2 separate regions of the Homo sapiens genome follow, and region 2 is linked to region 1. Evidence: chromatin loops called from intact Hi-C (ENCODE). Cell type or tissue: psoas muscle. All regions are shown on one strand. Each heading gives the region's core, and the rest is flanking DNA. Links, peaks and the distances in the headings are about the cores only.

The links. A loop is a pair of places that touch in the nucleus more often than their neighbours do. Peaks named below come from ENCODE experiments on the same cell type or tissue, not always from the same donor. Only the 100,000 strongest peaks of a DNase experiment are listed, where the experiment ranks them.
Region 2: a loop joins it to region 1, with 2.3 times the contacts of the local background. A loop is called at or near these places in 25 of 110 quality-filtered maps.

What each region holds. Positions count from the first base shown.
Region 1 is chr10:89,372,935-89,375,849 of GRCh38, reverse strand. It overlaps a transcript of LIPA not described here. Among named protein-coding and RNA genes, the nearest start is that of IFIT1B, 3.7 kb to the left of the region's middle. In psoas muscle, for the core only: no CTCF peak of the experiment used is centred there; a DNase peak (open chromatin) is centred at 1,379; H3K27ac peaks cover 1,685 bases.
Region 2 is chr10:89,294,976-89,297,890 of GRCh38, reverse strand. All of the region lies in intron 1 of LOC105378419 (a long non-coding RNA gene), which reads left to right. It also overlaps a transcript of LIPA not described here. Among named protein-coding and RNA genes, the nearest start is that of IFIT2, 5.6 kb to the left of the region's middle. In psoas muscle, for the core only: no CTCF peak of the experiment used is centred there; a DNase peak (open chromatin) is centred at 1,540; H3K4me3 peaks cover 1,761 bases; H3K27ac peaks cover 2,187 bases.

The DNA.
Region 1 (2,915 bases), core at 117-2,616:
ACCCACCAAATCTCAACATTACTTAAGTAATGAGAATCCCCATTTTATTCCTTGAGTATACTCTAATAATAAAAGTAGGCAGAAAAATTCTCTAAGCATAATGACAGCACAGAAATGGAGGTTAGAACCATTCAGGGGAATGAGGGAAAGGAAACTAGGCCCACGTAGCCCTGCTGTGGAAGACCAAGTTTGCTGAAAGGGAAGAATGATTGTTAGTCAAACATTGTTCCATCTGGGGTTGAGCAAACCAAGGCCATTAGAAAAAACCTTCTACACCTGTCAGGTGACAGAATCACCTGATGGAGGGGGTTCTGCACAGATATTTGCCATCTTGTTTATTTTGGGGTTGTGTACTCTGAGTATAAGACAATAGCACCCCATCATAGAACAACCATTATTCTATATTTGGGGCCAATGGGATGTTTTCTTCTGAGGTTTCCTTTCTTGCTCTGCAGCTTGGGCATAATGAGAACTATTAAAACCCTTTACCTTTACTTGTCTTTGTGCGCACAAGATGATGTTGCTCAGTAGTGAAGGCCACCTGGAATCAGACTACCTGGGGTCATTAATGGACTTTGCTGCTTACTGGACATGTGATCTTGGGATAGTTGGTTCACATTTCTAAGCCACATTTACTTACCCATGGAATCGGAATAGCACTAGGACTTTCGTCATGGGGTTATGTTGAGATGAAGTGGGATATTGCATGGAAAGCATGTCTCATTTAACAGCATTCAGTAATTGTGAGTGTTGCTTTCACAGTGTGGGACAAGTCCCCTTATCTGTGCAGTCTGTGCTGACCATTAGCTGGAGCCCTTCCAGACTACAATTTTTCCCAGTGGGCACTGAGAGAGAGGTGTTTCATGTCATATCTGACTGTGCAGCTGCTGAGATAGGGGTGTCCTGTTCTGAGCTTCAGGCCAGGGCAATCTACATATTCCCATCTCAGGCTCAGGTCAGGGAGCCCTGGCCATATCTACACATAGAGCCCAGCAGTACCTCTTGGGCAGCAGGCATTCAACCTCTCCCTAGTGAGGATGGACCTGTGTAGGGGGAGAAGAGATTTTGGAATGGGACTCATTTCCTCTCAGCTCTCTCTCTCCAGTTCTGTATCAGATGGGAAGCTTCTAGGAGGCCAATTGTGTTTTCAGATACAAATATCTTCTGTAAGGCACTAGCCCTGAATCAACTCTAAAAGGGATAGAAACATAAGCAAATACTGAAATGAACATTAGGAGAGCTGCTTACACTGAGAGTAGTATGACTTTGGAATTTTCATGCATAAAATTATTGCTAGTAACAGCGTGTCAGAGAAACAGAGTGAGTGTTTGTCATGTGGTCACTGAATTTGGCAGCAGTCCTGGTTCTGTGAGGCTCTGGCTCAACTGATTAGGTATTCAGGATCTGGCCCAGTGTGTCCTTGGATAAATACAGCCATGAACCACACAGGACAGAGCAACAATAAGGAAACAGCCAACACATTGTGTAAGAGAGAGAGAGAGAGAGTGTGTGTGTGTCTGTGTCTACAAATAGGAAAAAAACAATGGAAACTAGAGAGGGAAACTCATTTCTAATGGGCAGGATGCCTACTTGTAGAAATGAAACTTAAGCATTGGAGAAATAAAACTTAACCACTATCAACATTCCAGAACCAGCTCTGTGTTCGACGAACTAGCAGAGTGAACTTGATTTCACTTAAACACTGAGTTTCCTCATCAGGTATAGAAAAAGGTTGGCCTTGAACAGTGGTTTACAACCTTGGGCTGCAAGGTTGTAAAATTCCTTGGAAGTCTTTTAAAAATGCAGATGCCTGAGCCAATCTCCAGCCCAATCAATCAGAATCTCTGGAAGTGAAGCCCAGGCATGAGTATTATCAGTAAGTTTTCTGAAAAAAGTAATCCCAAAGTGATTTTTTTGTGCATGGTTTAAAACCACTAGACTAGATTTTTGCTACTCAGGATATGGTCTGTTACAGTGGCATCCTCAACTACTAAAAGCCCAGAAATGCAGAATATCAGGCCCCTCTACAGATCTCCTGAATGAGAACTTGCCTTTTAACATGTCCAGATGATTTGTTGGTACATTAAAGTTTCACAGATACTTTTCCAAATGATCCCTGGATCCCTTTCAGGTCCAAATGCTTTGGATCAGAGACTAATTCCTAATAAATACCTATTTTCTATGAGGCTCTGAGTCTAGAACTTTATTTTTCTATGCTTTGGTTTCCCCTTGTGCACCTTAATAATCCATGCAATACCAGAAAGGATGTAGGTCAAAGTGCACTGACCTCTACAGAGAGTGTCTGATGTTTGCTTTTGAGACTACTCATGTTTGCAAACTTGCACCAATCATGTCCACAGAGAAAATACTCAGCTACTAGGAACTTCTCTGCTCTGAAAGTCCTGGTAATCTTCATACCACCTCAGGGGTCTTGATGGCTATCTTTGGGCTACTCTGATTTACTTTTCTGGCTGACTCCCACGTGTTCCAGTTTTTTTTTTTTTTTTTTTTTTTTGAGAGGGAGTCTCGCTCTGTCGCCCAGGCTGGAGTGCAGTGGTGCAATCTTGGCTCACTGTAAGCTCTGCCTCCCGGGTTCACGCCATTCTCCTGCCTCAGCCTCCCGAGTAGCTGGGATTACAGGCACCCACCACCACGCCCGGCAAATGTTTTTTGTATTTTTAGTAGAGACGGGGTTTCACTGTGTTAGCCAGGATGGTCTCGATCTCCTGACCTCATGATCCGCCCGCCTCTGCCTCCCAAAGTGCTGGGATTACAGGCGTGAGCCACCGCGTCCGGCCCCACGTGTTCCAATTCTAACTGAATTTCTGTGCTTTCATTGTTTTACATGTCAAATATTCATTCACCTGGAATTGTCTATATAAATTGTAGGAAGCATTTACATCACTGAACTAGAC
Region 2 (2,915 bases), core at 102-2,601, 78 kb after region 1:
CAGTCACCACTCACAGCACCAGACAGGCGGCCATCTGGCTTCCCTGCCCCAGCCTCTGGTAGTAGCATCAGTGGCTGTGCCTGCAGCAGTGTGTAGAGGACAAGAAGGGGCTCTGCTCTCTACATGTAAGCCCAAGCACACAGCCTGCTTCACTAGTGGGAGAGTATCTCACTATCCACTTGTGAGGCCGAGTACAGAGTTTGTGGTGCTGCTAAGGGTAGGGTCACTTCTCACAGCCCCAAACAGGAGGCTCTGGAAAGGACATGTTTTAGTTTCCTTTGTATCAGGGGCTGTCTTTTTGGCACATTGCACCATTCTTTCCCTGGGGAGTAGTACTCCCTGTGGGCTGGGGTGCTGCGGACACTGTATTACCTTTGGGTCTAGCCAGTGCTGTGTCACTGTAGCCCACTGGGTGGATACTGGGAAATATCACTGGGGGCTCCTGGGATATGGAGATATGGGAGCTGCGGTTCCCAGGATAGGATGTAATTCCATGACTATAGTCTCACAATGGTGCCGCTTAGGTCTTGGGGGAGCTGAGAGACCCAGCGTGAGTTCCCTGTCTCATGAAATACCCTTGTGGGGTCTCCAAATCACCACCCATACTGGTGTCAGAGTTTGTATGGGTAGAGAAACTCTCTCATGTTTCAGATTGCAGCAGTTTGCAGGAGGGATGTGGACTGCTGAAGTTCTCTCATTTGACCTTTCCCTGAAATGCCAAGGCCCTCTGTTATCCTGGCCAATCTCAGCCAAGCTGGCCACTTGATACCTTCTTCTTCTGCGCCTTGGGTGTTTCCCATGACTTCTCTGTTGAATTCTAGTGTTGTCTCCTAGATGTTCTATTCGAGGTATAATTATCTATTCATAATTTTGGTTCTTCTTTCTAGAGAGGGTGGGTGTCTGATGTCTCTAGTCAGCCATCCTGAACCAGAATCCCCACCATATTTTAAATCCCTGCTTGTTGCCCTGGTATTTGACATCCCCAAATCACAATGTACAGCCATAGTGTTTTGTAATGATAGAAGAAATGTATTTTCCTTATTCATACCCTTAGTCACAAAGGGGGTAATCATGTATATAGGCCCAAAAGAAAATAATAGTACCTCAAAGATTGAGGTCAGAAAATTACACAAAGCACAGATAGAACACATTCTCCAGCAAAACTGAGGTTGTTAAGGTAGGTTATTCAGTCTTGGGAAAAGTTATTTACCATAATTTTTTTTCTGCCTAGGGCAGGGAGGAAAAAGAAACTATCCTTCCTAAAAAGTCTCCACCCTTTGATTAGGATGCACAGCTAAGCCTGTCCCAGTTGGAAACCCTTACTTTTGTGTCTTACGCAAGAGTTTCAAGTTCCTTTTCTGTTTACAAGTTCTTCTTCTTCTTCTTTTTTTTTTTTTTTTTGAGACAGTCTCGCTCTGTTGCCAAAGCTAGACTACAGTGGTGAGATCTTGGCTCTCTGCAACCTCTGCCTACCGGGTTCAAGCAGTTCTCGTGCCTCACCCTCCCAAGTAGCTGGCTACTTGGCCCAGCTACCAGGCCCAGCTGATTTTTGTATTTTTAGTAGAGATGGGGTATTGCCATGTTGGCCAGTCTGGTCATGAACTTCTGGCCTTAAGGGATCTGCCCGCCTTGGGAAGCACTCCCAAAGTGCTAGGATTACAGGCATGAGCCACAGTGCCTGGCTTCTATTTACAAGTTCTATTAGGTACTTACAGAAATGTATGTTAGGTTTTTAAGAAATGCTGAAATAGGAAAGTGGAAATGCTGTGGGTTTGGTTTGATTTATTTTTTGAACTCAGTATTCAAGAAAACTATTGGATAGGAATTTTAAAATCTTGTGAATAAAGGTACTGGTTGGGGAGAAGCATAGAGAAAGGTTTTGCCATGGTCACTGTGCTTTGAAATGGTTGAGATACTGATTTACACTTCAGAAATTTGTATGGCTAGTGCCTGTATATAATGTTACCACAGCAGGTATGCATCAGCTGATTTAGTAGCTGGGTTAGTGTGAGACTATGCATGCAATGTGATTGCAAAATAGCAACTGAAAAGGAAAACCAACTTTCTCCTGGTGTTATTTCTATTTTGAGAAAATGAAACTTATTAGAAAGAGTTCTGCCTAACCTCGTTGCTACAAATATATATGTGTCTTTTTCCTGGAATATAGGCCCTGTTCATATTTCCTAGAACAATAGATTTCATTTATATAGAATATAGATTTGCTTCCTGTTCCTGGAATGGGTTACATCAACTACAGATGGTATAATGCAATAATTCTCATATTGCTACTTGCCACCAGCAATATCAGCATCACCTGGAAGTGCAAATTCTTAGGCCCCATTCTAGACTGATAGAATCAGAAATTCCAGTGTGGGACCCAGAAATCTAGGTGTTGATAAGCCTTCCAGATAATTATAATGGATGCTAAAGTCTGAGAACCAAATAATATATTGAATGTAAGCAAAAATACTTTTACTTCTATAAAATGAAACTCTATGCTTTTTCCTTGAGATTTTTTAAAAAATTTGACCCTCTTTTTTGTTTTGAGTCTATTTTTAACTGAAGTTTTGTCCACCTAGAAGAGCTGGTGACTGTTCAATAGTATTCGCACTTGTTAGAGGAATACTTAGGTAGCCCAGTGGGTTCTCTTGATCCCCACAATGGGCTGTAATTTGAAAACAATGTGTTCCCACCTATATGACATTCCCTTCTGTACTCATTCACAAATACACGTTTAAAATGGTCTTCCACATGAACTTCAAAAATATTGATATAGTTAATAAAATAGCTCCCCATTCTTTTTTCCTTTCCATTCCTTTCCTTTCCTTTCCTTTCCTTTCCTTTCCTTTCCTTTCCTTTCCTTTCCTTTCATTTCATTTCCTTTCCTTTCTTCCTTTTTTTCTTTTTTCTTTTCA